Regions from separate parts of the Homo sapiens genome. Here region 2 is linked to region 1. A link is a contact called in ENCODE Hi-C or POLR2A ChIA-PET data. All regions are on one chromosome and are shown on one strand. Each heading gives the region's core, a stretch centred on a gene start or an enhancer-like site at or near the end of the contact. The rest is flanking DNA. Distances are from core to core; before and after follow the strand shown.

Region 1 (4,833 bases), core at 321-2,820:
TAACTAACCCTGGGCCCAGGCAGTGAGCAACCCCTTGTATCTTCACAGGTCTTTGCCCCGTGTTATGATTCCTCATGGGTCCTTGCTGACTGTCCCCCTGAGAGTAGCTGGCACGTGGGTAACACAGAAATTTCTGTAGTGAAGCTTGGGCCTCAAAGGGTTCTCTTAGGCCACCTAGTCCAAGCCTCCCCAAACCTGGCTGAACTTTTAAGAATACAGATGCGTGAGCCCCGCTCAGAATTATGGAATCCAAAACCACCAGGAACGGGGAGGAGGTGGTGCCCAGAAGCTGTATTTTAACTAGTTCTTGGAATTCTGGGTATTAGTCACATCTGGGAATCACTGGCAAGGTCCAGTGTGTTTGTTTTATAAATGAGTGCACAGAGACCACCCATGAGGGTGAGTGAGTGAGTGACCAGGGGCCACGCAGCTCGCTAGACTGTCAGATGAGACATGATGACTTCCCGCTGGGGAGCTGTTCTCCGTATCAGGTGAACGCTGTTTCTGAATAATTCCGTCTTTCCTCATTGGAAACCTTCTTGAATTCTAAAACGTTACAGGTAACCAAAAACGAAAAAAGGTATGAAGCTCTTTATACATATTTTTTTGTAATTTGTGCATTTTTTTCCTTTTTTTTTTTTCTGAACCCACTGTCTTTTATATTACTGATGTACTGAGCTCCCAAATCTGTTTATTTCTCAGGAAAGAAAAAGTGAGTGCTATGGAATTTGCCATCGTTCTCTGTGACTCTATCTTGAGGCGCTGTTGAAAGTTCCTGCACAGAGGAGCACATGTGGATCCCTGAGAAGGCAGTGGAGGGCTCCCTAACTCCCACGCCAGGTCCTGCCCCAGTTTTCTGCTTCTAAGTAGTTTCGTGCTGCTGGGCAAATTCTCGAACAAGTCCGTGTGTTCCCTCATCCACCCCGCTTAGCCACAGGATTAGATGGAATACCCTCCAGGCTCCTCCCGGGTGATAGGGCCATTCAGCCTCTGAGCTGTTCGTACCCGGATGGCATCCCCTTCAGGATGTGGAGCTGGCCTGCACTGACTCCTGCAAACAGTTCCTAAAGCAGGTGTCAGGGTCGCTTGCCCTTTAAGAGGGCTCTTAGCTGCCCGAGTGGATGAGAAACGTGCAGAACTATGGGAGGATAGGAGTGTGATGGGTTTTAAGCATGAGCCAAGGAAGGCATGAATGAGCTGTACCTCACCCAGCATCCGATGGCAGAGATCAGTAAACTTCAAGATGTGCTTCATCTTCAATCCTAGTCTAACACCAGTCTTCCTGCAGACAGTTCCGAGAGCAGGTCTCGATGTCACTTGCCCTTTAAGAGGGCTCTCAGCTGCTCGAGTGGATGAGGATCAATGTGTTAAGATTGATATTAGACTAGGAAAAAAATCTTAGTTAACTTTAATTTCCATTTCTTCTGCTTCTTTGCTGCCCCTCCTTTCCCTTCCCTTCAGGGTTTACTGTGGTTCTCACTGGTCTGTTTATGTAGCCATCCAGAAGAGATGAGAGCATTTTGGGGACTGAAAGCTTCAATAGCCAACTTACTGCCCTCTGTGGTTAGTGAGGAGGGCAGTCTGCATGTTCAGCTAGCTAGTTATTTGCATGTGAAGTCCCTGGAGGCTTACAAACTGTTGAGAGGTTCTGCGAGGCATACAAACAAACAGACCAAAAGGCTGGAAACTCTGCTTGGAGCTCTGCAGCATTCCGGTGTATGAAAGGTTCCGAGAAGTCTCAACCCAGCATTTCCAAACTTCTTTGAGCCTAAAAGTCGTTTGTCTCATACCTAGTCCCAGACCCCCACAAAACATGTTTTGCAGAACTTCTGCCAACTTTGGGATAGCTTACCCCCTTCCTATTCGGGAAAGGTTTTATTGCTTGTAGACCCCTCAGAAGGCAGGGTAGGGTGTACGTGGGCTGTTCTCCCCATCTCAGCCTGGGTCATGAACAAACGGGCAGTTGTTTGGCCTGAATCTCGGGGCAAGTTGGGGAGAGCACATAGAAAGACTCTGTGAGTGATTTGGGGAGTGGGATAGCTTTGACCTTGGAGAGAGGAGAGCCATTGGTTTTCAGCCTAAGCCAGCTCTTTTATGTTTTGCTTCTGGGACTTGTCCCTGGAAATGTGTGAGCTTCTGGCCTCTATTCTGATTTTCTTGTGCCTCATGAGTTACATACGACGTCCTGCGCTTCATATTTTGTGGTGTCTCTCCTGATACTATGAAGGTGGTTTGTAATTGACATGGCTTTGACCCTAATATTACTAAGGTTGGGACCACCCTTTTAAAGGGAGGATAAACAAGTTTCATCTTGTGGGTCAACTTCTAATATTTGATGGTGGCTACACTGTGACAAGAAAGGTTTTTGAGCTTGTTGGGGTCAGTGGATGGGCACAAGGGCACCCAGTGGTGGTGCCCGGGCCAGGTTTTTGTTACTTGTCTTTTTAAGTTGAAAATTCACCCTACTGTGCATGAAAATGGAACTGAAAATGGAAGAGACCATGCCTGGGCAACATGGCAAAACCCCATCTCTACAAAAAAATTACAAAAGATTAGCCAGGGATGGTGGGGCATGCAGTAGTCCCAGCTGCTTAGGAGGCTGAGGTGGGAGAATCACCTGAGCCTGGGAGGTTGAGGCTGCAGTGAGCTATGACCACACCACTGCACTCTAACCTGGGTGACGGAGTGAGACCCTGTCTCAAAAGAATAAAATGTTTTTTAACTCAGATGGGCAGAGTTTGGGCTGTGCTTATGCAGTGGCCATTTGAACCGCACAGTCACGAATGTGGGGTTTTAAACTAGAGTGATGAAGGCACAGGTGCTTGCAGGCTGCCATTTTGAGAGGGAAACAGCCACACATGTCATCATGTTAAACTTTCAGTGTTTCAAGCTATTCTGCTTGAATTTTGAAGACACCTGGATCTTTTTTTTTTTTTAACATTTCAAAATAAGCATGGCAGGCTTCTATTGAGGTTTGGACTTCTCTCATTTCTAAAGAATTAGAGTTGTAACTTCATATTAGTTGTAAGTTTGGGGTTTGGTCCTCACCCAAGTTGGAAAGCTGTTTGCTTAAGACATAGATGTATTATAATAATAGAAGGGAGGGAGTAGAAAGCTGATGAACCCTTGTTACTTATAGCAAACTTCCTGCTGTTTTAAATGCACAGAGATTATTTTATCAACTGTGGTTAGCACGCAATTGGTATTTTTATTGTTCTGCCATTTTATTGAGGCTATCAAGTGGGACTTCAGACCTGGCTCTGAGCAGGACCACACGTGTGTATTTATATTGAGTGCCCTCACTCATGATAAGGTGACTTCATGGAGACCCAGAAACTCACCCTAAGGGGTGTTCACCTTTGAGGTGGGCATCCAGATGCTGAGGGGAAGTGGGGTCCATCCTCTGAGGTCCAGGGGCCTACTTTGTGAGCTCAGTTGTGTTCACCTGTGGTTCAGTGTACCTCGGCCCCTAAGCCAAGTGATCGTTCAGTGACTTGCAGCAATGTGGGAAGTGAGGGGACCCCTGCCACACCCCCCACCACCCCCTGTAGAGTCACTGACCTTCATCCTTCACCCTGGTCCTCCATGGTGCAGCAGCATCTCATGGGCCTTGTGGCTGTCAGAGCCCGTGGTTGGAACCCCGTCCACTGGTCCCAAACCTGGAGGGGCAGCTGCAGATGAGGTTTAGACCTCCTGGTGTCTCCGTGGATTCTGAGTGCCCAGGAGGGGAGGGGAGGGGGTGGCATCCTGGCCTCTAGGATAAATGCCTGGAGTATAGGGCAGCGCCACGGGCACTTGGAGACCCTGTCCTGCGCATCTGCCAAGCCTGGCAGTTTTTAGAGTTTTTTGAAATGTTTTGATACTTTTTGATACAATTTGCTAATAACTGTTTTGTAGAATGCCTGCCGGGGTTTTCCACCTCATCCCTTTCCTCCGGCCCCTTGATTTGTGCTGGACAACAAATGGCAGCACCAGGACCTCGCCTCATGTGGCTTTGTCTTGGATCTTGCCCTTCTCCATCGCTGATGTGATACAGCTCTAGAATTTCGTGAAGTTGCATGCAAAGTTGCATGCAGCCCGTGGGTATGACTGTCTCAGGCCCCCAGCTCATTTGCCAAGAGGAAACCTTAACCCCCCTGAGAGGGTCTGCGTTTCTTCTAGAGCTCCTACCTCAGTGGTGTGCACAGAGTTGGAGACACCTGAGGGCTGGTCCACGTCTCACCTTTGCCATACGGGTCATTTCTTGATCAAATATATGACTGGGGTCCTGGTTTACTCCCGCCCACCCTTTCTTTTAAAGTATTCTTAACATGAAATCCACAAAAGCGGAAACAATGAACCATTCTTGCACTTTACAGAATCATTGTCCTTAGCTTTAGAGGTTGTTAATTTCTTGTTTTTAACATGAACAGAATGTGTGGTTCTGAAGGTGTGTGGGGGTCTCAAGAAATTGTCCTTTGGGGCCGGGCGCAGTGGCTCACGCCTGTACTCCCAGCACTCTGGGAGGCCAAGGGGGACGGATCACCTGAGGTCAAGAGTTTGAGACCACCCTGACCAACATGGTGAAACCCCGTCTCTACTAAAATACAAAAATTAGGCAGTCGTGGTCGCCTGTAATCTCAGCTCTTCCGGAGGCTGAGGCAGGAGAATCGCTTGAACCCAGGAGGCAGAGGTTGCAGTGAGCCGAGGTTGCGCCACTGCACTCCAGCCTGGGTGACCGAGTAAGACTGTCTCAAAAAAAAAAAAAAAAAAGAAAAGAAATTGTCCTTTGGTTGCCTTAGTTACCAGAGTTGAATGAATGTACACATTTCGGTAGTGGGGGGGCAGAGCGGA
Region 2 (5,233 bases), core at 506-3,005, 94 kb before region 1:
GAGAGAAAAGCCTGTTGCCCAGGCTGGAGTGCAGTGGCGCAATCTTGGCTCACAGCAACCTCTGCCCCCAGGGTTCAAGCCATTCTCATGTCTCAGCCTCCCAAGTAGCTCGAACTACAGGCGTCTGCCACCACACCCAGCTATTTTTTGTATTTTTAGTAGAAGCAGGGTTTCGCCACATTGGCCAGGCTGGTCTCAAACTCCTGGCCTTAAGTGATCCGCCCAGCTTGGCCTCCCAAGGTGTTGGCACTACAGGCGTGAGCCACCACGCCCGGCTAACCACAATTATTAAGCACTTATGTGTACCAGCACAGTGCCACAGTACTGAGAATGACACACAGTAGTAAATATGAATCATGGAAGGTGGAAGCAACCCCTATGTCCATCAACAGAGGAGTGGATTATCAAAACACGGTCCGTCCACACAATGGAATATTCCTCAGCCACAGAGAGGAATGAAGCGCTGCCACACGCAACTACATGGATGAACCTCGGAAACAGGATGCTGAGTGAAAGAAGCCAGGCATGAAGACCATGTACTGTCAGCTGCCATTGGTATAAATGTCTAAAAAAGGCAAACCCATACAGACAGAAAGCAGACTCGTGGTTACACAGAGCTGGAGATGGGAACAGGAAATGATAGAGACGTTCTAAAATTGGGATTGTGGTAATGGGTGCACAACTCCACAAATTCACGAAAAAGTACTGAAAAAGTACACTTAGGATGACTTGATTTTGAGGTACATACATCATACCTCAATCAAGTTCTTTTTAAAAAGGCCCGTAAGGTGATCAACATTATTTCCATTTTAAAGGTGAGGAAACAAAGGCTGGAAATTACAATGCTTGTCCGAAGTCAGACAACCAGAAGGTCCAGTTGATGCCAAAGCTGGCGTCTTGAAAGAGCCACCATCTCCTTTTGGGGTGATGAAAAAGTTTTGGAACCAGACAGAGGTAGGGCTTGCACAACACTGTGAATGTTCTGAAAGCCACTGAATTGTACACTTTAAAATGGTTCAGGCCAGGTGCGGTGGCTCACGCCCGTCATCCCAGCACTTTGGAGGCCGAGGCAGGCAGATCACCTGAGGTCAGGAGTTCGAGACCAGCCTGGCCAACATGGCGGAACCCCATCTCTACTAAAACTACAAAAATCAGCCGGGCGTGGTGGCGGGCGCCTGCAATCCCAGCTACTGGGGAGGCTGAGGCAGGAGAATCGCTTGAACCCGGGAGGCGGACGTTGCAGTGAGCCAAGATCGCGCCACTGCACTCCAGCCTGGGCGACAGGGTGAGATCTGTCTCAAAATAAATAAATAAACATAAAAAGGTTCATTTTATGTTAAATGAATTCCACCACAATTAAAAAATAAAAAACAAAAAAGTCGCCATATTGCCAAGAATGATGAGCCCAGGAGCATCCCGAAGTCAAGCTTTACAATAAAAAGACAATGCATTTGGCGCGCAAAGCCACTGAGAACACTAACAAAGTGGAGAACGGGAGGTTAATTTTTATCAAGCAGCTGATGTGTGCCAGGAACAGCCTCACTCATGTTCTCGTTCAGCCCTCAGTATATTAACTTTATTTTATTTTACTTTTTGAAGATAAGACTCATGGGCTGGGCTTGGAGAGATTTGCCCAGAATGACAGAACACCCTTGAGATCCTTTCTGTTCCCACCCCACTACAGTGTGTTACTAAGTGTATGTGATCCGTGCAATGAAAGAACACAAGTTGGATGTAAGAGCCAGAAAGGAGAATTGAGAATTAATGTATTTCTCAACCCTGAGCCCCACGGCATGAGGGAGGGGCAGAGAGCTTTCAGAAGGAGGAAGCCAACAGCTTAAGATGCTTATAGAAGAAAAGTCCAAAGTTCCTCTGCTTTGTGATAGCTATATATGGCAATCTACAGAAATAAGAACACTTGAAGTTCCAGTCGGTTAGCTATTAGAAGATTTAGATTAAGAAAAATAAGTTTGAGAGCCATGGATGGTGGCTCATGCCTGTAATCCCAGCACTTTGGGAGGCTGAGGAGAGCAGATCATGAGGTCAGGAGATCGAGACCAGCCTGGCCAACACGGTGAAAACCCTAATCTACTAAAAATATAAAAATCAGCTGGGTGTAGTGGCGCGAGCCTGTAATCCCAGCTACTCAGGAGGCTAAGGCAGGAGAATGGCTTGAACCTGGGAGGCAGAAATGGCAGTGAGCCAAGATGGCGCCACTGCACTCCAGCCTGGCAACAGAGCGAGATTCCATCTCAAAAAAAGAAAAATAAGTTTGATAAGGTCTAAGAAATCTCAAATGAAAGATACATGGAGCTAGGCACAGGTCAACCTAAAACCACAAGTACTTAGGAAATCAAATTATAATGAAACAAAAACAAGCAAAACAGACAGCAGATCTAGTAAAACATAACAATAAATGTAAATGAACAAAATTATCTTTAAAAATGCTATGTTTCAAACTACAAAAAAAAAACCCTCAAACCTTGTACTACATACCAGAGACATATTTAAAATCAAAAGATTAGCAGAAAAATGATTCCAAGTTATACAAACAAAAGTATATACAAAAGCAACCATATGATCTCTGAAAACATTTAAAGCAAACTGAGTCTCACAAGATAAACAGGGTCATCCTGCAACTTGATAACCCTCCTGGCTCAGCTGATGTTCTTTCCTCTCTGCTCGGTAGAAAATAGAATGGAAGGTTATTTTCCCTGTTGAAGGGCTGTTTTTATCATCAGTACTTAGAGAGGTCTTAAAAGACAAGTCGTCCAGCAATCCGATTACTGCCAAAAAGCAAAGGGTTAGAAAGCAAGTGTCTTAACACACTGAACTGGCTCATACCTAAAAGTCCTGTATTCCTATTTCGTTTCCAATTTATCCTCAGGGGAACACAGAGAGAATGTGCAAAATTGAGTCTTCCCTCATTCCTGCTTTTTTTTTTTTTCCTTTTTTGCCTCTTCCAATGACCAAGAAAGACAAAACTTTAAACATTTCTGAAGATACAGTGACCATGGCCATGCTCTAGGCCCCTTTAGAACAGACCCCAGATTCTCTGTTCGGAAGAATCCTGACATACTGCCTCCAGGGGTGGGCTGAAGACCTTGTATTCAGACATGAGCCTGTTGGCTCCCTTCACCTTCAGTCTGGCTGACAGCTGGTGCATTTGGCTCTGCTCCCGTCCTCACACGAGAGCCCCCGCCGCGTGACTGCCAAGGTGTACAGCCTGGGACTCGATGCAGCCCACGCCAGTGCAAAGCCGAGCAGAGAGAAGGGATGGACGGAGGACACTGGAGGTCCGGGCTCCCTCTGGGCCTTAGTATCACCATGGCCTCATAGACAGCAGGGTTGGTGGTCCTTAGAGGTCATCTCTTGCCCCTCAATTCAGAAGGGGAAACTGAGGCTCGGCGAGTGACACCATGAGGCTGGTTAAGCGGCAGTCATGCCCCAGCCCACTGCTCTCCACCCTTGCACCTGGGTCCGCTCATCTCTCCCCCCTGCCCATCAGCTTCCCTCCCCTCTTTGTGTCTCCTCCTCGTGCTGCTCCTGTGTCTTGTCCACCCCTTCCCCGTTCTTTGAGCCTGGCAGTGACTCCTAGCACCTTCCAAATAAAGTGTCTACATCTCCATCCAATCATCCCCCTGGGATCGGCTCCCCGCTGTCACCTCACCGGCAGACTGGTCATGCACGGGCCCATTGCCTGGACGTCACGTGGACACATGGGTGAGACGGTGAGACGGGCCTGTGACCAACAGTGGTCAGTTCCCTTGCAGCCAGAGCTGGACCCCAGCCTGCTCCTGAGTGGACACCGAGCCGCTCCCACCTTCTATAGGGCCAGCAGCAACTCTGCAGGGGCCCAGGTGGTCAGGCCGCATGGAGGGGGTACTAGCAGGCCTCCATCCTACACGGGGTGCTCCCAAGCCCCCAGAGGCTTACAAAGGTGAGCCAGCACCTTCCATTCAGGGCGTGGACTCCACAGAATGTCCCCAAAATGTCTAACCTGAGCCTCAGCCTAAAAACCAACTGACAACAACCTCCACACCTCTCCACCTCCACGCCTTCCAGCGGCTCCCATGAGATAAGGGAGTTGCAAGCACCACTGGGGAGTGGGCTTCATTGCATGTTTTCAAAACGAGGCAGAAGCTGAGCAAAACAGCTCTGGGCAGACAGACTCTGACTTGGGAGCAATGCCTGAAACTGGAGGGAGCCTGCGTGGAGCAGCTGAAGTCTGCCTTGCACCTGAGGCTGGAAACCAGAGGGAACATATGCATGCAAAGCGTGGCCACCCCTACACCACACACACCTCAAGACACAGCACTTGCCAGCACCCACATGCCACCAACACCCACGGGGGCAGGGGCAGGTGGCAAGACTCAGGAGGCAAGTCCTTCATCAGAAGGAGACTTCCAGGGCCTAGAGCAATGCGGACACACACAGAATGTTAATTTCTCTTTTTTTGAAACACAGTCTCACTCTGTCACCCAAGCTGGCGTGCAGTGGTGCGATCTCGGCTCACTGCAGGCTCAACCTCCTAGGTTCAAGCGATCCTCCCACCTCCGCCTTCCTAATAGCTAGAAATACAGGCACAAGCCACCACGTCCAGCTGATTTTTGTATTTTTCTGTAGAGACGTGGTTTCGTCATGTTGCCCAGGCTGGTCTCCAACTCCTGGGCTCAAGCGATCCACCCATCTTGGCCTCCCAAAGGCCAGAATTTTGAATTTTCTTTCTTTCCTTTTTTTTCTTAGACAGGTCTCACTCTGTCACCCACGCTGCCAGGCTGGAGGGCACTGGTGCAATCTCAGCTCACTGCAACCTCCACCGCCTGTGCTCAAGCAATCCTACCACCTCAGCCACCGAAGTAGCCGGGACTACAGGTACACACCACCATGCCCGACTAATTTTTTTTTTTTTGGTAGATAATGGGGTTTTACCATGTTGCCCAGGCTGGTCTCAAACTCCTGAGATGAAGTGATCCACTGACCTCGGCCTCCCAAAGTGCTAGAATTACAGGCGTGAGCCACTTTGCCTGGCCGGGAATTTTCAATTTGCTACTAGCCACATTGAAAAATGTAAGAAAGAAACCAGTGCCATTTATTTTAATAGTATTTTATCTAATCCAATATATGCAAAATATTGTCATTTCCACAATGTAATCAATGCTAAAAGGTACTGACGAGGTCCTTTACATTCATTTCTTTTGAACCCAGCCTTAGAAACGCTGTGTGCCCTCCG

What was found. Hi-C counts contacts between places; a loop is a spot of excess contacts on that map. ChIA-PET counts read pairs that join two places held with the same protein, here RNA polymerase II (POLR2A).
Region 2: a map of astrocyte of the cerebellum shows a loop between it and region 1 (6-fold over the local background). The contact joins two enhancer-like sites. A Hi-C loop is called at or near these places in 1 of 168 maps with a recorded cell type or tissue (astrocyte of the cerebellum). POLR2A ChIA-PET finds 5 or more read pairs at or near these places in 2 of 52 experiments (A549 and PC-9).

Annotation. Positions count from the first base shown.
Region 1 is chr16:84,662,326-84,667,158 of GRCh38, forward strand. KLHL36 (kelch like family member 36) reads left to right here. Exons shown (of 5, transcript NM_024731.4): 5 at 1-4,833. Among named protein-coding and RNA genes, the nearest start is that of KLHL36, 16 kb to the left of the region's middle. RefSeq lists an enhancer at 1,280-1,499 and a silencer at 1,590-1,639. Within about 2 kb of position 1,571, at least 3 of the 41 ENCODE cell types and tissues checked have a DNase peak (open chromatin) inside an H3K27ac peak, as active enhancers do.
Region 2 is chr16:84,568,021-84,573,253 of GRCh38, forward strand. All of the region lies in intron 3 of COTL1 (coactosin like F-actin binding protein 1), which reads right to left. Among named protein-coding and RNA genes, the nearest start is that of COTL1, 47 kb to the right of the region's middle. RefSeq lists an enhancer at 4,303-4,835. Within about 2 kb of position 1,756, at least 6 of the 41 ENCODE cell types and tissues checked have a DNase peak (open chromatin) inside an H3K27ac peak, as active enhancers do.